2 separate regions of the Homo sapiens genome follow, and region 2 is linked to region 1. Evidence: read pairs that join two places in POLR2A ChIA-PET (ENCODE). Cell type or tissue: B cell. All regions are shown on one strand. Links, peaks and the distances in the headings refer to the core of each region. The heading gives the core; the rest is flanking DNA. Region 1 overlaps CORO1C (coronin 1C). Region 2 overlaps CORO1C (coronin 1C).

The links. ChIA-PET counts read pairs that join two places held together with the same protein. Peaks named below come from ENCODE experiments on the same cell type or tissue, not always from the same donor. Only the 100,000 strongest peaks of a DNase experiment are listed, where the experiment ranks them.
Region 2: POLR2A ChIA-PET joins it to region 1 with 6 read pairs; 7 of 35 experiments call an interaction of 5 or more read pairs at or near these places.

What each region holds. Positions count from the first base shown.
Region 1 is chr12:108,643,292-108,654,625 of GRCh38, forward strand. CORO1C (coronin 1C) reads right to left here. Exons shown (of 11, transcript NM_014325.4): 7 at 11,015-11,119; 8 at 8,981-9,126; 9 at 5,672-5,729; 10 at 5,314-5,559; 11 at 1,818-4,231. The coding sequence ends at 4,112. LOC105369968 (a long non-coding RNA gene) reads left to right here. Exons shown (of 3, transcript XR_007063449.1): 3 at 1-3,374. Among named protein-coding and RNA genes, the nearest start is that of MIR4496, 13 kb to the left of the region's middle. In B cell, for the core only: no CTCF peak of the experiment used is centred there; a DNase peak (open chromatin) is centred at 4,099; H3K27ac peaks cover 1,062 bases.
Region 2 is chr12:108,707,815-108,719,148 of GRCh38, forward strand. The region is part of intron 1 of CORO1C (coronin 1C); the gene reads right to left. Among named protein-coding and RNA genes, the nearest start is that of CORO1C, 18 kb to the right of the region's middle. RefSeq lists enhancers at 4,793-4,852, 6,553-7,243, 7,244-7,934, 7,935-8,624. In B cell, for the core only: no CTCF peak of the experiment used is centred there; DNase peaks (open chromatin) are centred at 4,520, 4,897 and 6,617; H3K4me3 peaks cover 754 bases.

The sequences.
Region 1 (11,334 bases), core at 2,369-6,368:
AAGCCATCTGTTCGGGGTTGGTTTTACATATCTGTATTAGGAAACCTACACCTCTCACTAGAAGTTCTGGTCCTGAATGTTCTTATGAGGTCCAATGGACTTCACTTTCTTCCCCATTTTACTTCTGAATGGATTAGCCAACTAACATCATTTACTGCAGAGTGACTCCATGGGGTAGAGAGCTGATGAGAATTACTTTGTAAACACACTTTTTATGCTGACATCAGCAACACAGTTCACTGTAGGGCTCTTGGCATACACAGAAAAAAGTTGGTAGTGACATCCAGCACCCAGAAATAATATACTTTCATGTTTCAACCTAGGTAGGTATATATTTTAAACCCAAGTTGGAATTGACTTTATTTTACTATTTTTTTAATGTTTCCTATTCAATACTCTTTTTAAATGACTTTAAATAATGGAACAGAATTATAACATATGGATATGACAAGTAACTTACTGACCCCCTTCTGCAGAGTTGATTTTACTCTTCTAATTCCTGAATATACCTCCCACTAGTTCCCTGGGACAAAATTTCCAAAGGTGAGAATCTTGGGTCTTAAGAAAACCTTTAAGGCTTTTGATCCACTTGCCAGACTGCCCTCTGGAAAGGCTGTCCACCCCGCACATACCCGCTTTTCGCAGGAGAGGACTGCCACCCCTACATTCTTTGGCAAGGGACTTCTTTTTAACGAATAAAAGAGCACAAAGGGCACTGTCCGGCCTGGACATCAAGGGTTGCCCGTCTGAAGCAGGAAAGGCGTGCCCTTGACGGTGACTCATGTCCGTGACCCACTGCCAGCACTGGGATACTTAATGTGCCCGCAGAAAGAGAAGGGCCCACTTAGAGTTAACAGATTCTTAAGAGCCAACAAAGAGTTTTTCTGGGTGTAGAATACCAAGTACAGCAAGGGAAGTGACCTTGAAAAAAAAAATGGAAGTTCCCCCCAGACGAGGTCTGGCTGGCTGTCTGGGGCCAGCATGCTGACCTTCAGGTCTTCTGGCAAAGAATCAAGGTGGCCCGAGTGAGAAAACAAGTTAGTCATAAACAGACCACCACGCGTCTCCTGGCTGACTGCGGGCACCTCGGGTCTACAGAGAGCCCTGCCAACTTCTACTTCCTGCAGCCACGAGTGGACCAAGAACATGGCAGCCATTCTTCTCATAGACTAAAGCAACTTTAAGATAAGGCATTTGAGGAAGGGGAGCTTTATGCTGACCATTCATCATATTCAGAAAAAGCAAACAGTGGGAAATTCTTTGCTACAATCACTGAAATGTCACGAGACAATGTCATAGTGCGAAAGGGAAGCCCTGCAATTCAACTGACCCTGGAAGCCTGCTGGAATAAAAGTCACAGCTGAGCCAAGAGAATTTTGCTTCTATTGAAGAAAAAGTGCTTTCAAAGACTCTGTCAGAAAATCAACTCATAATAGTAACAGTAGCGGCCATGCAGCGAGGGTTGTTTGTGTGGCCACACAGGTATTCCTCTCATCTGAACTACATGGAATTATCATCCTCCTTTCAAGAAAAGGGACTCAGAAGGATTAGGAACCCCATCCCAGGACACACCGCTGGCAAAGGTCTGAGGCAGGATCCAAAGGCTCAGGTCTGCTGGAAGCCAAAACACAGTGCTTGACTGGCTTGGAGACCTCACTTGTACTTGAACTGAGCCACCCACACGCGCTTCCCCTGTACTTACCCCCGGAGAGGAGTATGGCACCGTGCTCGTCCACCAAAGTCAGAGAAGCTATGTCAGGCAGAGAGGTGGGGGCTGCCTCACAGACAGCCAAGGCGTGAAATAAACACAAACACCATTTTGTAATCAATGATTTTTATCTCTGAAAATGGAAGCAAGTGTTTTGACAGAACACTATGGCCACTCTATAAGAGCCGACCTAGGAGTAATTCACTGTCCTCTTCTGGGATGTCATGGCTTAAAAAAAAAAAAAAAAAAAGACAAAACAGGAAAATAATCCACAATGCTTTGGGCGCCTACTCTGAGCTTGGCTGGGCATCCATTCATTAAATAAGTCATAAGCTACAAACTAAGATCAGGGTAACTTTCCCTTGCCCTCCTGCTTCTCTTTGAACCACATGCCCTACGGTGTTTCACCACCATCAACAACTTTACTTCATTAATTCGATATCAGAACCTTAAAACACTACTGAATCTTAGACAAAAGGTCCTCAGCAGATTACATTGATAAAGAAACAAATACAGATTTGAATATAAGTCATTGCCATTATTGTTTTCTTTACATCTCATGATCCACTTCAATATTAAACACATACATACACACACACAAAACCACATCAAACATTCAGATGCCCTGAAATTGTGGAGACAGCACTCCCAGTATTGGCTGGATAAGAACATGGTCCTTTTTCTACACGGACATTACTCCAAGTTCGGCTGTCACCACACTCTGCCCTCACCCTGGCTCCCTGCATACAGACGTTTCCAGCCAGTCCCATGCCCACACCAGCACGAGCATGTGCAAGAATTCCCTTCGTGGTCCCAATGGCACTACACATTTCACGTTCAATCACAGACAGCCCTTCCAAAACAGAGGCTCCTTAAATCTTGTTTCCCAAGCATGCACTATAAGAAACTGGAAACGGGGCAAAGTTCCAGCTAACCGAGGAATGAACAGGTGACCAGAGCTCAGTCTCTGGCCCCCTCCGAGTCCGGGGAGCCTCTGTGCTTTGACGCAGCCTTGGTGAGAGATGGAGAGGCAGGGCAGGTTAGTTGTGCGGAGGGACATGTTTGTATGCATTAAAGCTACAGCAGAGGTCTGTGCTCCTGTTTCTGCTTCACTCTCTATCATTCTCCTCAGTCTCAATACTCATTCAATCGCACCCTCTGGCCTTGTCTTAGCTTAATGTGGTTAGAGCTAAAAGGCAGGAAGGAAAGAAGGAATGGCTGGGGGAGCCCTGAGAGAGGTCGCAGCACATGTGAGGAAGAGGGTAGAGCAGGAGCTTTGTTGGTGGAAGGAGAGCCACTTCCTCCTCCAACACAGCATGGGGACAGCACAGGGAAACAGGATCACCCAGGGCAAATACCCCTCTCCACATGCCCACATTTTTAGTCCCCACCACTGTACTCAAGAGCTGGGCAAGCTGCTGAAAAGGGCAAGAAGGAACACTCAGCAGTACACGTCTTCCTGTCCTGGGCACCCTTGTCAAGTATTGACCAAAACCTGAAACATGATGTTTAAAGTGATGAATGCAATATGATCCTAGGTGTGTAACAAACTGCAGAAACACATGCTAGTTTGGGTTAGATTATAATCATCTGAAGCACAGGATAACCGAGAAGCAAAATTCCATTCTGGTACAAACACCCAATTTCTAGAAAAGAGAAAGGAAAAGAAGAAATACGACGTGAGCTTTTTTGATCAGAAGACTCCATGAAATGAGAGCGGTGGTAATATGAATCCACGTGATTTTTCAAGTCTTCCTGTTGTACAGTCATCAAAATGACCAGGTTTGTGCTGCAAAGGAGCCAGCACCATGTGGCTACTGCTTTGATTGTTCTCAGATGAATGTTTATACAAAATAATATCTTATCTTCATTTAGTTTATAAACATACACAGTGCTGTCCCTTTCAAATTAAGGAAAAAAAACCACACACACAAATACTGCAAAGTAGCAAAATACAAAGGAAAACAAAGCTACTTTTGGTTTTGGCAACATTAAAAAAGAAAGAAATATAAAAAGCAATGTGGCATTGGTCCCTATTCATTAAAAAAAAAAGGGTACTTGGGCACGACACAATCAGAATTAGTTTGTTTTCTAAAATTCAGAGTATCTGGGATTTTAAAAGTAGCACTTTTTAAAAAGTTCAACAAGTCACATAACACTTAAAACATCAAAAAAGCTTTCTGATAAAAAGCTCAGCTTTTAAATCACGTTTTGTTTCTGCAAATTTGGGAGACAAATTGAGTTCTTACTGGAATGTGGCCTATCGCTGGTTGACAAATCTGAAATGGAATGTCTCCAAATGGCAGTGCCTCCCTTTCCGCCCTCCCTAGGACCACACCAATAACCAGCTCCCAAGCACAAGTTCTTGCTCCCATTTTTTCTGTAGGGGTGGGGGTGGGACCTTCAGGCTGCTATCTTTGCCATCTGCTGTTCTAACTTGGAAATACGCTCATCTTGATTGCAGATTGTGTCTTTTATAGATTTGATCTCTTTTAAAATCTCATCCAACTTGGCTTCATTTTGCTAAGAAAACAAAAAAAGGAGGCAGTGATTAAAATGCAGTAAACAAAGTTCAACACTGTTCAAAACTTGTAAGATATAAAATGTAGTTTTCTATTTTGCAAACGGCAAGCCATAGTCACCAAGTTGAAAAGAGAAGTCAAAGCCCTACTATGTCTGGGGCTTTGAATGCAATGAGCACTGGCCGATCTATCTGAGATCCCGTGGCAAAACAACAGTGTGTCACAGTGTCACAGTGCCACTTCTGATCCCGAAGCCTGTGCATTTACTCAAACAAAGGGTCTCCTGGGTCACAGTTAGACTATAGGACAAAACAGGCTCCTTCAACAGTGTCCTACGTCCTAACCACCCCAATCATTCCATCAAGAGTAACTTCTATCTGACCAGAGAGAGGGGTGACTCTCCCAGAGGCTACAGAGCTCCTGCCATCTGTGAGGCTCCTTCTTGGGAGGGAAACCCTTGCCCTGTGTGTCCACTCCTTCTCTCTTACCCAGGACCTGCTCTCCCGGCAACAGCAGCACTCTCCAGTGGCCGCAGCGAGTCAAAGGCAGGCTTGATTCCCAATTCCCCACCCAAAGGGCTCTTGCCTAAATCCCCCTTGTTGCCAGCCCCACACCGCCAGATCCTTCTGTCGTAGCCACTCAGCTACATCTGAACACGTGCCACTCCCTCCTTCCAGGGACCTCCTCTCCCTGGTGCCTATGACCCCACACTCCCATGATATTTTATTTCTACCCAAATCAGAGAAGGGTTTAACTAGTTTGGCAAAAGACAGGAAAAACCCAAGAGGCTCCTGTTCACACTGAGAGATAGGAGGAAACTGATACCTATCCCAATCATGGTGGTCTGTGGCCACACTTGGCTCCTTTAATGGGGCTAAAGGAGCTTTAACTCCGTTAAAGGAGGCAAGTGTTGCCACAAACCACCACCATCACGTGACCGAGGACCTTCTCCCACTTTTTCATTTACTGAAAACCCCTGAGCACCCAGCTGGGACAGTACTCGCCGACGCCCTGGACCACAAGGGCTTTCTAGAGGATAAAGCCTGAACCAGCCAAGCACCCCTGCACTCCACTGGTCCTCACCACACTGGCCGTGTCTGTGGTTTTCTTGGGGATGCTGATCAGGTCGCACTTCTTGTTTGCAGTGGGCTTGCTATCCAGAATGTTCTTCTTGACCACCTTGAGATCCCTGTTTTTGCCTGGAATGTACCCGTGCTTCAAGGAGATGAGGATTGGGTCTGCATTCTTGCCTTCGAACCACTCTTCTGCCTCCAGCGCGGCCTCTGGCCCCGCTGTGTCAGGATACAGGTCATCTTGGAAAAGGTCAGACTACAAGAGACATTTGGCACCCGTGGGTAAGGAAGAAGAAAGGCCTGGGATTTTTGAATTTTATTTTTACATTTGTTTAAAATATGGATTGTCTAGAAAACTCAGCACTCACCTTCCTGGGAACAGTCATAATAATAGGTTCACACTTTCTCTCATGAAGTTTGAAGAATCTTCAGAGGGGAAATAAAGGCAAAGTTGCATTAAGTGAAATATGAGGCTGACTAACAGGATGAATAATTAGTTTTCTACAATGCTGTCTGAAATGTCAAGTGCTTCTTTACCCATCCCCACATCTGATCCACCCCGGGAATAGGCAGAATTTAGTGTTCCCGGTTGACAGATGAGAGAACGGAAGCTGAGAGTCACTATGCTAGGAACTGGCAGACTGGAGACAAGAACCATGAGTAGAGGTCTACGTATGATGATGACAAATGCCAATTATCTGGGGGACAGACCAACTGTGGTGGAAATAATAGCAACACTGAAACTGACTCACTTATGAAAAAATTACCATGTCAACCTACAGGAGAGAACACACATCTGTTAGATTGTATCTACAACGCGGGTACAAGGTCTTCTGCCAGCTTGAGGTGGTTGAACATATAAGTATAAATATGACTTTTAGAAAGCAAAAGAAAACAATCCTAGGATTATGATTTTCTCATCCTAGCAAACCACATCGTACATGACACTCAAGAAAAATGTGAAACTATCCAAAATGTGGAAAGAGAATGTAAAGCCACTTGCACTGTAATACTGGAAGAAGGGAGCAAAGAGCTCTGTAATGGGGAAGAAAGGTATAACATTTTTATTTGTATCCTACAAGAGAACTAAACAGACCAGAAATGACTTCTCTTATGATGACCCTGATAAGGTCAAGCCAATTTTCTTTTTCAGTCAAGACGGGAAACAACAAAAAAAGTCTCTAAAGCTCCTGGCAAGAGAGGTAGCCTTAGTGAGCATCCTGGCCAGATCACCAGATCAAACGGCTGGTGTGCAAGGGGGGAGTTGAATGTGGGCGTCAATGCTGCTGGGGAAATGTTTTCTGAATTCCAAGAGTTTAAGTCAGAGAAGACACAGCCACATCAAATATGCAAAACCATTTCTCCTGGAAACCTGCAGCCTTTGGCATCTGAAACTGGGCAGGAGTCCATTGAAGACAACCTGGCAGATACACTGCTCTAACGCATCAGGGGAACAAAAGCTGAGTAGAGCTCAGGGTGGTAAAGGTTTATAAAATCATCATCCTCTTTAAAAGGAAGGTTGTGTCAAATGTGCCTCTTTACTATTTCAACCAAAAACTAAAAGAGTCCCAGATAAACCAAAAACCTTTTTTTTTTTTTTTTTTTTTTTTTTGGGACTGGGTCTTGCTCCATCGCCCAGGCTGGAGTGCAGTGGCACAAGCTCATTGAGGTCTTGACCTCCTGGGCTCAAGCCAAATCCTCAGCCTCTGGAATAACTGGGACCACAGGTACGTACTACCACACCTGGCTAATTTTTTTAATGTTTTGTAGAGACAGGGTCTCACTAGATTGTCCATACTGCTCTTGAACTCCCAGGCTCAAGTGATCCTCCCACCTTGGCCTCCCAAAGTGTTGGGATTACAGGGTGAACCACCACTCCTGGCCCAAAAACATTTTTAAAGACTGATTTAATGAAAATTCTGTGGTTAGTATAGCCAATAAAAAGACTGACTTGGCTTTGACTTCCAGCTCTACTACCAAAACCCACGAGAGTGTGACAACCTCACCAAGCCTTAAGTTCTTCATCCATAAAATGGGGATAAAAGTTACACCTACCACATATGATTGTTATGAAAAGAAAGAGGTAGCAAGTAGCATATTTAGCACAGTCCTGGCATACAATAAATGCTCAAGAAACACTTCATAAATCGGAGACATTCTGAACAACTGTGTTTATAGTCTGTCGAACTTTTAGATGACAACAAATGTGTTTCAAAATATTGGATGTAATCATAAATTTGAATTCAGTCTATTTTGAACCATATTTTGATTAGTTTGGTTTAAACCACAATTTTCAATTATCTTTAACAGCTTTCCTTCATTATTCCAACTAAAAAAAAAAAATCACATAGAGAGTTTTGGTTTGTTTGTTTTTGTTTGTTTGAGACGGAGTCTCGCTGTGTTGCCCAGGCTGGAGTGCAGTGGCACCATCTCGGCTCACTCCGCCTCCTGGGTTCAAGTGATTCTCCTGACTCTGCCTCCCAATTAGCTGGGATTACAGGCACCCACGACCACACATAGCAAATTTTTTATTTTTAGTAGAGATTAATATAAAAAAGGGGCTTATAAAAATTCTCTTCCTTTTATTTGGAAGACGTAAGTATCAATTCTTTAATTGTGAGACCAGAACAGCAAGCGTTTTAAAAGTCCACATAAACACAGTGTTACACAAATGTTTGGTACGACCTTATATGTGATGATGTAGTGCTAATTATTCTGTTGTTTGAAATGGCCAGTGGTCACTGAGTCTCAGAGGATATATTTGTTGACTAGCATGAGAAAAAAGCCTGTCCCTTAGGAAGCCTGCTAGCATTTAGAATATGAATTTTCTAAAAATCAGAAGTAGTACAGAGAGGTAGAAATTATATCATAGCTGAACTTCCTAAATCAAGCTAACCTACCGCCCCATTATAGGACCTTTGGTTTCTCTATTTTAGGACCAGTGGGGCCCCAAATACAGTTTTGACTCTGGTTCTTCCACTCATAGGGTAGGAAAACCACCCACTTTTCCATCCCCGAGCCAGGCTCTCCCTACTTGCCCACCAGGGAACGCTGACCATGGCCTCAGCTTGAAGATTAAAGATGCATGTTTCACTATTTCAGTAGGTGTGCAATACACCCCAGCTATGCTGCTTCATTGTTGCACTTCAGTTATATGGGCAGGAAATGAGGTATTAATTCCACAGTACACACAAGGATAGAAAGACTTGGGCTTCATAGAATTTCTTGTAGCTGTATTGCTCTGGTATCACCAGGCATTCAGGTGATGATAAAAAGTGAGATGTGCCGGGTGTGGTGGTGGGCGCCTGTAATCCCAGCTACTTGGAAGGCTAAGGCAGGAGAATTGCTTGAACCAGGGAGGCGGAGGTTGCAGTGAGCTGAGATCACACCACTGCACTCCTGCCTGGGCAACAGAGCCAGACTCCGTCTCAAAAAAAAAAAAGTGAGATTTTTTTCTTTTCTTTTTTTTTTTTTTTTGAGATTTTTTTCTAATGAAGAAACTCAGTTTTAGTGATATCCTTAGAAAGTGCCATCTCATGGCAATGTGTACAATTCTACTACTTTCTTGCTCAGAATGGTCAGATATTTTTGAGATCTGAAGTATATGCTAGTCCAAGTACAAATAATTGTCACACAGTTACACCAACCTAGAATACTTGACAATCTCGATTCTTTACCTGGCAATCTCACATTTGTTAACATCAAGTCCCCTCTTGGGCATGTAACCCATCCCTCTCTGAGGCTCCTTGCTGCTGAATGTGTTGAGGTAGTGGACGTACGGGGATTCATCCGTGATCTCAAAATAGCGAATACTGCTGTCACCCTGTAAGAAACCAGAGACAAGTCTGTGTCTGATTGTTAACTGAAACATCTGGATTATGGGGGTGTCTCTCTCCTCTACAAACCCAGCAGTAGTTGGGACCCCGCTTCAGTAGCTGACCTTTTCTTCCTCATAAAGAGGCTTGCCTAAAGCATATAAAAGTTTCTTTTCCTCACAAAGTAACCCCTTACTTATCAAATGCTAGCATGCCTTTTAAGTGGTCTCCTCAGCCTCCTGGCTCCTGGCTCTAATTTTACTCCCCTGAGCCTAGGCACCAGGCCAGGGTTAGGGCAAAAATGTTAATGCCTCTGCCAAACAGCTACATTGCAATTCAACTGTGAAAAACAAACAAACAAACAAAGACTAAGAGGACTGCTGAGAATGCAATTATTGATTTAAGTATTCATTTACTGGCATAACGCAATGCTGTTATGCCAGTATGATGATAAAAAGTGAGATTTTTCTAATGAAGAAACTCAGTTTTAGTGAGTATCCTCAGAAAGTGCCATCTCATGGCAATGTGTACAATTCTACTACTTTCTTGCTTAGAATAGTCAGATATCTTTGAGTACTGAAGCATATGTTAGTCTAAGTACAAATAATTGTCACACAGTTACACCAACCTGAACAATGACGGCAATCTTGTCTGGCAGAGAGGAGATATACATATATGTAAGAAAGAAGAAGGCAAAAATAGCTAGGTGGTATCATGCCTCAACAGTGCTCCCAGTTCTCATGATTTCCATTTGTCTCAATGACTGAGATATCTAAAGCAATGGAAAAGAAGCTAAACCCTTACTAGTCATTTCTGCATGCCCAAAAGAATTTTCCATCTCATGTTACTAATATCTGAGTAACTGCTCATTTTGTTTGTTTTAATTCAGTCAAGGGCAACAACAGCAAGGTAAATGCACTTAACACCTGTTAACATCTGCAGTAAAATGGCTTTCAAGGAAACAGACAAGATCTCCATTTCTAAAACAATGACCTATAAAAATGTAAAGCAGGTCTGCAGCATGCTCAATCAGCTATGAAAAGCAAACACCAGCTTTACCACCCAGTGAAGGGCTATCTAACAGGTCTAGGGACTACCTCAACAGCTCCACTGTTATTAATTCATTTATTTCAACTACAAAAAGTTCTAAGGGAAATTGAGCCTACAAGAAAAAAAAGGGAACTATAAGGTTCCCACTTACAAAAATGAAATAATAAAGCTACCCACAGTCTAGGTATGCTGAGCTCATAAGGCAGGAGGAAGGTTTTTGGAGTTCAGTGTGGAGTCTCCCTATAACTGTTATCACCCCTGAGCTTTAGTCAGGCCTCATATCTTCAAGCCCAGAGCCCTAGCACTGAACCCCAGGAACAAGAACCCTCTGGAGAGTCTCTGAGGCCCTCAAAAGTTTGCATCCACAAAGCACCATTCTCCTTCCAAGTCCATGGTGTGTGGTACTAAGTATACACATGCTCATCTAGGGTTATCCAACAAATTTCAGCATTAGATGTGGCCAACTGGTTGCCCATCCCTGACATAAGTACAGATAAATCTAAAATCACCAATCAGGTAGCACTGCTAGGTGAAGATGAAACACCAGTGTATCTTCTTTTTTTCACAAGAGCGCCCTGATTGGAGCATTTTCCCCAATACCCCAGCCCAACCTCTGCTTCAGTCAAAAGTATGCAACATGGCGTGTTATCACTGCACAACTGGCAAGCTGCACACAGTCCAGTCTCAAGACCTAAAAATACCAAATTATCTGTCCTTGGCTTATAACATACACACACAAATTAGAAAAATTAAACAGATACAACACATTGCCCGTCCTCTAAATCTCTGAAGGATAAATGTTTCCACTTACAGGATTTAACACCAAACATCAAAATTACTGTTTACCTTTCCACATAAGTAAATGATGCTGGTGTCAGGGTCATAGAAAGGCAGCAACACCCCATTGCTAGTGTCCATCTCATGAAGAGCAATTGGTTCCTGCATATTTTTCTGGGGGGAAGATAATAATAATACATATATGTGTATGTATACATTTTTTTAAAAATAAATTTTTATAACCTTATTATATATTCTTCTATCCCAATTAAGCGAGCCATTTTCCTAGAATAACAGAAGTTTGAACTATGCACATACAATACTCATACATGGAAACAGCAACAGGGATGCTAAATGAGATCCAACTCACAAAATTTCACTGATTTGAC
Region 2 (11,334 bases), core at 4,248-8,247, 66 kb after region 1:
TCAAAGGGACTTGAATAGACATTTTCCAAAGAAGATGTACAAATGTCCAATACACATGAAAAGTTGCTGGACATCATTAATCAATGGAGAAATGAAAATCAAAACCACAATGAGAGACTATTCCATACCCACTAGGATGGCTAAAATAAAAAATTCTGAGAGTAACAAGGGTTGATGAGAATATAGACAAATCAGAACCCTCATACACTCCTGGTGGGAATGCAAAATGTTGCAGCTGATGTGGAAAAGTCTGAAAGTTCCTCAAACAATTAAACAAAGCATTATCATAAGACCCAGCAATCCACTCCTAGGTATACACTCATAAGAACTGAAAACAGGTAGTCAAACAAATACTTGTACATGAGTCTTCATGGAAGCATTATTTACAAGAGCCAAAGGGTAGAAGCAACCCAAATACAGACTATCCATTGTATCCAATGGATAAACAAAATGTGATATTACCTGTACAACAGAATATTATTCAGCAATAAAAAGGAATGAAGTACTAATACATGCTACAACTTGGATGAATCTTAAAAACATTATAAATGAAAGAAACCAGTCACAAAAATCGACATACTAATTTATATGAAAGTCCAGAATAGGCAAATCTAGAGAGACAGAAAGTAGATTCATGGTTGCTTAGAGTTTTTTTTTTTTTTTCTGAGATGGAGTCTTGCTCTGTTGCCCAGGCTGGAGTGCAATGGCTCAAACTCGGCTCACTGCAACCTCTGCCTCCCAGGTTCAAGCAATTCTCCTGCCTCAGCCTCCCAAGTAGCTGGGATTACAGGCGCCTGCCACCACGCCCAGCTAATTTCTGTATTTTTAGTAGAGACAGGGTTTCACCATGTTGGTCAAGCTGGTCTCAAACTCCTGACCTCAGGTGATCTGCCCACCTTGGCCTCCCAAAGTGCTGGGATTACGGGCGTGAGCCACCGTGCTCGGTCTATTTATTATTTTTTTAGAGACAGAGTCTCACTCTGCACTCAGTGTAGTGGTTCAATCATAGCTCATTGCAGCCTGAAACTCCTGAGCTCGAGCAATCCTCCCACCTCAGCCTCCCAAGTAGCTGGGACCACAAGCGTACGCCACCACACCAGGCTAATTTTTTTTTTGGTAGAGATGGGGGTCTAACCATGTTGCCCAGGCTGGTCTCTAACTAATTGCTGGCTTTAAGGAATATTTCCATCTCAGCCTTCCAAACTGCTTGGATTATAGGCATTAGCCACCATGCCTGGTGTGTTTCTTTTAAGGTAATGAAAATGTTCTAAAATTGACTGTGTTGATGGTTGCAGATTATTTGATTATATATATATACTATAAACCGCTGAACTGTACACTTTAAATGAGTGAATTGTCTAGTATGTGAATTATATCTCCAAACTGTTTTTTTAAAAAAACTATAAAGTACTCAGCATAGAATCTGAAGCATAGTACATACTGTCTAACAAATGTTGGCAATTATTATTTAAGAGCCCAGTAATAGCTTTTCCCTATCCAGGGAGAAAACCTAAGCAAGTCCCTACTGATTATGGGCTAAAAGTAGAATTTTCATATAAAAGAACCGGCACCACTTATCAAGGACTCTTTACAGAATTTTATGTTCTCCCATTTCAGCACGGTATTTCTGCAGTTTAATTTCTCTGCAAACAAAGGAAAAATTGGGAACTATCCCAAACACAAAAACTTCCTCTTCTTAAGAGAGCTGTCTGCATTGTCAAATGGTATTAGTGTTTTACCACTTTAAAAACTGTTCAGTTTTAACCTTTAAATTAAGATGGCATATCACCAAACTTAGGAGTTCTGTTATCAGCTATATTGTCCCAAACTGATCAAATCATAAATTAGATGACTAAAATGTCCCCCTAAAACTAAAGCATTTTATAAAGGGATCTAATTTTCTCAAAAAAGAAAAAAAAAGAGTAAATGAAAAAATCCTGAACTAACACAATAGGCACAAATTCCAAGGAAATACTAGGTATGATTTTAAATGTCCTGTCAGAGAGTGGTTCAACTTTGGAAAAACTGCTTGCTCATTAGGTCTTTCAAGTACAAGTTCTTAAAACTGCATAGGCTTTCCCTTGCTTGCAACAGTAAGATCATCTCAGTAATAAAGAGGAAGACGATGTAGCAGTAAGTTATTCACTAAGCAAATCAAAGGAATATTTACAAGTTTCAAAATAAACTTACTTTCAATGGGAGATAATGCAACAGAGTTTTTAACCTCTACAAAACATGGGAAATACAAACCTTACTTGTCTTTTTAAGATGTAATTTATCACTCTCCTCCTATTTTCCAATACAACAGCAACTATTCTAGAATGGTTTTTATTATAATAAAAATTGATACACCTTTGAGACAATGCAGGAATAGGTTGAGAACACAGGCTCAACTATGAGATGCTCTCTCTGGGCGTTGGTTGAAACCTCTATCTTAGAAACATGGACAGTTGTCTCCCTCACCAAGTTTTCCAGGTGATACTGAAGGCCAAAAAGGAGGATTACGGGCTGCTCTGCCTATGGAGTAATCATTCTTTTATTCCTTTACTTTCTTAATAAACTTGTTTTCACTTTAAAAAGAAAAAAAATGGATTACGGGACAGGTTTTGACTATCCAGCAACTGTCATAATAAATTTTTAATAAGGAGATAACACACTCCTCTTTTTATCTTCAAATAAAATGTAAAAGCTGATAACTAATATTCATAATACTTAACATCTAAGGAAACAAAAAAGTTAAAATTTTTCTTTTTTTTTTTCTTTTTTTTTGAGACAGAGTCTCGCTCTGTCACCAGGCTGGAGTGCAGTGGCACAATCTCGGCTCACTGCAACCTCCACCTCCCAGGTTCAACGATTCTCCTGCCTCAGCCTCCCGAGTAGCTGGGACAACAGGTGTGTGCCACCACACCCTGCTAATTTTTGTATTTTTAGTAGAGATGGGGTTTCGCCATGTTGGCCAAGATGGTCTCGATCTCTTCACCTCATGATCCGCCTGCCTCAGCCTTCCAAAATGCTGGGATTACAGGTGTGAGCCACCGCGCCTGGCCTAAAATTTTTCTTACATGTTGGGTGAATATTTTAACCAAGAACAAGTAAAAATAAGGTCTACCTCTATGGTTTAAAGGCTTTATGTGTCAGAGAAAATTTGTACTCTTGCAATAAAACCTTCATCTTATTAGTCAGGTGATAATCCTCAACCTCTAGGAGAGTGTAAAGGCATGCTTCTTATAATACTACCATGTGAAGTTAAATGTACAAAATTTACATGCCAGGCACAGTGGTTCATAGTTGTACTCCCAGCATTCTGGGAGGACAAGGCAGGAGGATGACTAGAGTCCAGGAGTTCGAGACCAGCCCAGGCAACATAGCGAGACCCCATATCTACAAAAAATAAAAAAAAATTAGCTGGGTGTGATGTTGTAGTATACCCCTGCGGTCCCAGCTACTCGGGGAGCTGAGGTGGGAGGACTGCTTGAACCCAGGAAATCAAGGCTGCAGTGGGCCATGATCATGCCACTGCACTCCAGCCTGGGTATCAGAGCAAGACCATGTCTCAAAACACAAAATACAAAAGAAAGAAAAGGGCCGGGCATGGTGGCTCACGCCTGTAATCCCAGCACTTTGGGAGGCCAAGACAAGTGGATCGCCTGAGGTCAGGAGTTCGAGACCAGACTGGCCAACATGGCAAAACCCCATGTCTACTAAAAATACAAAAATTAGCTGGGCTTGGTGGTACATGCCTGTAATCCCAGCTATTCGGGAGGCTAAGGTAGGAGAATTGCTTGAACTCGGGAGGCAGAGGTTGCAGTGAACCGAGATCGCGTCACTGCACTCCAGCTTGAGTGACAGAGCAAAACTCCGTCTCAAAAAAAAAAAAAAAAACTTATCTTATAAGCTACATAGGAAACATGTAGGGTGTTAGGAGGAAAAAATGCAGACAAGACAGGGTATTTATATTGCAACAGCACCAAATAAAATACACTCAAAACACCTGAGTAAATGTTACATTTTCTCTATTCTACTTCCATCTCATAAAAAATGACAATTTTGACATTTTTCCTGTTTATTGAAAAGCTATCTGTTTAAAGATTCCAGCAGATGTACTTCTATGGTTCATATGAAAGGAAACACATCCTGCTAGGAACACATACAGGAAAACCCCTACTAGTAGCAAAATCCTGCTCAGCCCATTTGCTGAGACCATTCCAGGGCGTCGATTACTCAAGCGTTCAGTGGGCAGAGAATGCTCCCTCAGCCAGTGGCAACCACAAGACTCTAAAATGTCCCATTAGAGGAAAGACCATGTTTCCTCCAAGCCACTGTTACCTGTATGGCAGGTACTTTAATGTAGAAGAGATCCGATGTGTTATTCAATAGAAAAAGGCAGGTAAGACAGCAGATGAGGAGACAAATATCCTAAACTCAGTTATTTAAATGACAATGCCAACAGTAAAAAATTCCTTTTAAGAAGATGGAGGCCGGGCAGGGCGGCTCACACCTGTAAATCCTAGCACTTTAGGCAACTGAGACAGGTGGATTGCCCGAACTCAGGAATTCGAGACCAGCCTGGCCAACATGGTGAAACTCCATCTCTAGTAAAATACAAAAAATCAGGTGGGCGTGGTTGCAGGTGCCTGTAATCCCAGCTACTCAGGAGGCTGAGGCACGAGAATTGCTTGAACCCAGGAGGTGGAGGTTGCAGTGAGCCAGGATTGTGCCACTACACCCCAGCCTGAACAACAAGCGAAACTGTCTCAAAAAAAAAAAAAAAAAAAAAAGGAAGTGGGAAATGTAATAATATATAAGCCTACATAGAATACACATTCACGAGAGAGCAGACACCCAAAGCAAATATAGGAGGTACTCTGATTAAATATAAAAATTTGGCCGGGCACGTTGGCTCACGCCTGCAATCTCAGCATTTTGGGAGGCTGAGGTGGGAAGATAGCTTAAGGCCAGGGGTTCAAGACCAGCCTGGATAACATAATGAGGCACTGTCTCTAAGAAGGCTGATGCAGGAAGACTGCTTGAGCCCAGGAGTTTGAGGCTGCAGTATGCTATGATCATGCCACTGCACTCTAGCAAGATCATGTCTCTTTAAAAAAAAAAAAAAAAAAAAATCATCATTTCCGAATATGAGATAGCTGAGCTTTTTCAAATTTTCTAAATTAAATCCAGCAGTGACACTCAAAGAAAGAATTTACCTAACGAATTGCATATTTCTACTGCATGCAACTCTTTAACAGATTCATACATGAGACATTCCAAGAAAAAAAAACATGCCTTACCTATTTTAATAGAAGCTGTTTTTAAAAGAGGAAGAAAAAAGACCACATGCAACATTTGCTATAAAGCACAGCAAAATGTCAGATACACAACAGATCTCCTCATACACAGCAGTTTTGGCTGAAAGAGATTTGTATTCCACTGCTGATATGGACTTGTTGAAAAAAATGTTTTTTCTAGAAAAACTATTGACCACTTAGCATGGCCGACTGACTGCAAGTATGAATAGCCTTGATGTTGGTTCAATTGATTATAACACCAGGAATGGTAAAAATTAAGGGAAAAAAATTCACATGTATTACATAGCCTTCCAAATAGTTTCATCCCATCATTATTAATCCAGGTAACAGGTAAGATGCCAAGAATGAGGCATACCAGTAAAAATGCATTTTGTTTCAATTCAATAACTCAATATCATTTAGTTTTTAAAGTTTCTAAGAATAAAGAGAAAATGCAAATAAGATCTACCAAGAAGCCTCCAGGCTCGGGCCTCACAGAGCTAGGCCTGGAGAGAGTTCCAAAGCTCATCAATTCCAGGCCCGTCACGTTTCAGCCTGAAGACGTATAACTCCTCCAAAGATAAAGAACTTCTGAGAAAGATGCAGTGACCTTGAACTACAAAGTACGGAGCAGTTCCAACTTTTCAGCCCATGAACTGTCATACTTTTCCAACAATCAATCCCGAATCATATATACAATTCAGTTTCTCCACATCAGCCAACAATGGCACTTAGAGCTCTGTCCTGTGGGTGCTGCTTTGACAGCCCCCAGTCCAGTTGGCCAGTTTGTGTAACACTTTAAATGTGAAACTGCACTTTGCCTACACTTTATAAATATGAGTAAAAATGGAAAAATCAAAATACAGAAACCAGCTGTAGGCATTCAAATGTACTGAGACAAACAAGAGGGTATCTGTTATGACCAAGGAAGCAAATCTTACTTCTCACTGAAAATCCTTAGCTTAGCCAGAGGACTATGTGCTCAGTTGTCCAAGAAAAGAACAACCTGGGCCGGGCACAGTGGCTCACACCTATAATCCCAGCACTTTGGGAGGCCGAGGTGGGCGGATCACGAAGTCAAGGGATTGAAACCATCCTGGCCAACATAGTGAAACCCCATCTCTACTAAAAATACAAAAATTAGCAGGGCGTGGTGGCGCACAACTGTAGTCCCAGCTACTCGGGAGGCTGAGGCAGGAGAATTGCTTGAACCCGGGAGGCAGATGTTGCAGTGAGCCAAGATCGCGCCACTGCACTCCTCCAGCCTGCAGCCTGGCAACAGAGCGAGAGTCAGTCTCAAAAAAAAAAAAAAAAAAGAGGAACAACCTGAAAGAGCATGCATAAAACACTAGAAACACACACACACACCCCAAGGATAGTATCTAAAAGGTGAGACATTACAGGTGCGGTGGTTCACACCTGTATTCCCAGCACTTTGGGAGGCTGAGCTCAGGAGTTGGAGACCAGCCTGGGCAACATGGCAAAACTCCATCTCTACCAAAAATACAAAAAATTAGCCGGGCATGATGGCGCATGCCTGTGGTCCCAGCTACTCAGGAGGCTGAGGGCAGGAGGATTGCTTGAGCCCAGGAGGCAGAGGTTGCAGTAAGCCAAGATCACGACACTGCACTCCAGCCTGGGGGACACAGTGATACCCAAAAAAAATAAAAATAAAAATAAAAGGTGAGGTATAATAAAGAGGTATCATACTTTTTAAAGTTTTCAAAGAAGAGCACTCGTATATTTACATTTTATAATCTATACTCATTTTAGGAACTTCTTACAAAGAGACTTGGTTGGGGACCACCTAAAGTCAAACCTAAGCACTCACTGGCAATGTGAAGCAGAAAGCAGTGAGCGCATTGCAGAGCGTAATGTGACGCTATGAAAATGACTGCCGAAAATCAAGTCTGACAAGAAGTAAAATGAGCAGCAAAACAGTAACACATAATGAACCTGAAGACAAAAGATAAAATTCCTAAAACTGGGCTGGGTGTGGTGGTTCATACCAGTAATCCCAGCACTTTGGGAGGCTGAAGCAGGAAGATCCCTTGAGCCCAGGAGTCTGAGGCTGCACTGAGCTATTATTGCACCACTGAACTTGATACCAAAAGACAAAGCGAAACTGTGTCTCTTAAAAAAACAAAACAAAACAAAACAAAACTGTAATTCCCTCACATCTTATTAAAGAGAGACCCTTTTATGAACTAAAAGATGCCATAATGAGGCCTGTAACTCACTTAAAATATAATAGAAATGACACTACAGAAATTTTGCAGTTACTAAAATGTGAGAATATATAAGGACTTCGAAATCATCTCTAGCTCTTCAATGACAGAAATATATATTTCTATTACAGAGATAATGTGCAAGGATGACATGTTTACAACCCTCCACATCTCCCAATTTTCTGCTTATCACCAGCATCTTTATAAACACAACCACCTCTTTTGGTCCCTGGAGCTTTGAAAAAGCATTGCTGAAGAAACGTCCCTTGGGAAGACAAAGGCAGGCGCTACCTGACCCGCCTCCTCCCTCCCCCCCTCCCCCCCGCATACTCACAACACTGGCAGCAGCCATCTCCCTAAAGTGCACCACAGGAGACCAGACTCAGAAGCTTAATTCTGTGTCTCTCTTCAAAGAGCAGAACACAACTCAAAGAGCCAAATTAATCCCAAGAGGTCTCACACCAACCGCAAAACTTTTATAGACATGAGTGACCTAGCAATCTCACTTAAAAATTAATCCTTGAGGCCGGGCGGGGTGGCTCACACCTGTAATCCCAGCACTTTGGGAGGCCGAGGCGGGTGGATCACAAGGTCAGGAAATGAGACCATCCTGGCTAACACGGTGAAACCCCGTCTCTACTAAAAATGCAAAAATTGGCCAGGCGTGGTGGCACGCGCCTGTAATCCCAGCTACTCGGGAGGCTGAGGCAGGAGAATCGCTTGAACCCGGAAGTCGGAGGTTGCAGTGAGCCAAGATCGCCACTGCACTCCAGCTTGGCAATAGAACGAGACTCTGTCGCAAAAAAAAAAAAAAAAAAAAAAAAAAAAAAATCCTTGAATATGTTTCTAAACATTCTTTCTATATTGATGACCTACTTTTCTTATCAACAACTGGTAAAAAACACACTGTGTATGACAGTTCAAACTTGTTAAGTCTGTTTTTCACTACTTAGTCATATGGAGTAGACAATAAAATTTTATTAATTATTTGGCAATACTGTTATACCAGGAAATGAAATTACTGGATGCTCATATCTTAAAAAGGGATGGGGGATATTTTTATTAATAACTTCATAAGGCTAGTCACAGGCAAAACTAGCAGTGTCAAAAAACAAAATAATCACCTTCACCTGAAGAATTTCAGCCTTCCCTTTTTAACCCATACCTTGGGCAAGCGGAGATTAAATGGATTAAATGAACATGTACTCCTGACAGTGTTTCAAAGGAACATTAAGGAAGAGTAGGAAAATCTCTGGCTTGGATGTCAGACACAAATTTATCTTGACATAATTACCTACCCAGCTAGATCATTTTGGTCCTCTGGTTGTTTGTTTCTTCATCTATAAAATGGAAGAACTAAAATAAATGATTTCTAGGGTCCTATCAGAGTCTACAGGAAATCCTTCTTTCACTGGGATACAGTCCACATCCCCCCCAGTAAAACAGACACAACTCACTGCAAACCACATTACTTACTAACATCCACAGGGTTATACGTATTACATATATACTCAACTATGAATGTTGAATAGGTCCTTAATCCCAGTCATTCTTTTGTTCAACAACTATTCACTCGGCTTTGACCATGCGCCTAGCACCATGCTAGACATGAGAGACACAACTGTGAGCAAGCAGACCTGGCCCCTGCTCTCATGGAGCTTACAGTCCACTGCAGGAGACACAACACAATCAGATATTCGTGCAAACATTAGCATGCCGCTGTGGCAAGTGCTGGAATGCAGAAGAACACAAGGTAACTGAGTCAATAATCGGGGAACAGAAGCAGTCAGAGAAGCGACACTTAAGCTGAAATCAAAGAATGAGAAGTCAACTGGGCAATAAGAGAAGAAAAGTGAGTCCCAGCTGGGAGGAACAACAAAATATCAAAAGTCTGTATCAAAAGCAAGCACTTGTCAGAATCTGGACTACTTAGCCCACAGAGGCTGGAGCCCAGAGAGCAAGGGTAGAAGAGGCTGCGAGGTCAGCAGAACCCGGATCACAGAGGGCTTTCTAGGCCATGTTAAGGATTTTATCTGTACTTGCAGTCTTGGGAGCCATAGGAAATTTTTTAAGTATGAGTATGTGACATAATTAGATTTGCATTTTAAAAGCTCACGCTGAATGAAGCTGGAGAATGGATCTGCACGTGGGAGCATCTGAAAGGATTCAGGGAAGCTAGTTAGGAAGTCACGGCACTTGTTGTCCAGGCCACAAGTCACAGTCCCAGTAGAAACAGAGATGATGGAGCCAAAAGACTTGAAGTCAACTGAATTTAAAACTGTTTTAGATATGAAGGGTGCATCAACAGTGATGCCTAATTTGACTCATGCAACCAGATGGTTGGGGGTGCCTTCCCACCTTCTCTTTGGTGTGGAGACTTACTTACTACCTCTTAGTAGTAGCTTCAAAGAGCCTTCTGTTGACAAGTAAGGTATCTGAAAAGAGTAAAACCATGGGAAAAATACTTTAAAATTTATTTTTTAAAACATAATTACCTTTCCACATTAATAATTGGATCCATGGCTTTAAAATTATGTACTTTTGCTCGCAAAAGTGTCTGGAGCTTGAAGAAAAACGTATTGAGCATGCTATTTGAAAATGAAAACTAGGCCGGGCACAATGGCTCACACCTGTAATCCCAGCACTTTGGGAGGCCAAGGCGGGTGGATCACCTGAGGTAAGGAGTTCAAGACCAGTCTGGCCAATATTGTGAAACCCCATCTCTATTAAAAATACAAAAATTAGGTCAGGCCTGGTGGCTCACGCCTGTAATCCCAGTACTTTGGGAGGCCAAGGCGGGCAGATCACAAGGTCAGGAGATTGAGACCACCCTGGCTAACACGTTAAAACCCCATCTCTACTAAAAATATAAAAAATTAGCCAGGCGTGGCAGTGGGTGCCTGTAGTCCCAGCTACTCGGGAGGCTGAGGCAGGAGAATGGCATGAACCCAGGAGGCATGAACCTGGGAGGCGGAGCTTGCAGTGAGCTGAAATCGCACTACTGCACTCCAGCCTGGGCGACAAGAGTGAGACTCCGTCTCGAAAAAAAAAAAAAAATACAAAAATTAGTGGGGTGTGGTGGCACATGCCTGTAATCCCAGCTACTCAGGAGGCTGAGGCAGGAGAATCACTTGAACCCGGGAGGCAGAGGTTGCAGTGAGCAGAGATCATGCCACTGTACTCCAGCCTGGGCAACAGAGCAAGACTCCACCTCAAAAACAAAAAGAAAGAAAGAAAAGAAAAGAAAATGAAAACTAACACTGTTTAAAATAAAAATCTCCCTATGTTTCTGGAATTTTCAGACATCCTATAGAAATAGGAAAGTATAGCGCTTACAATCTTACTGCACCTTAGGAAAAATAATTTTGTCTGCCTGATCCCTTTTGGTAAAATTAAAAATATTTCCTTATCAGCATATGCATCTTCTAAAGCGAAGGAAAAAACAAAACAAAACACTCAATATCAGTATCTATAATAGAGTACAAGAAACTAAGAATTTAACTCACTGGAGATAATGTAGTTACTACCAAATACTTTACCACCATTCAATACCTTTAGAAGAAGGTCTCAGGCTCTTCAGGAAGAAAACAGCACACATTCAATTTCACCAATAAAATGAAAATATCTCTAGGGAAGTGAAGACAAATAAACACGGCCCACTTTCAGAAGGAAACATTTGGGCTAAATATTCTAAGAGCAAATACTCTACTACAAAAAGCTTTTATCAGCTGTAGCTGGTAAAACTGTAGCCCTAACTCTCCCAAATCCATTTTCCTTCCAAACTGTATCAAGACTTGAAAATTATAATCTTTAATTCTCTA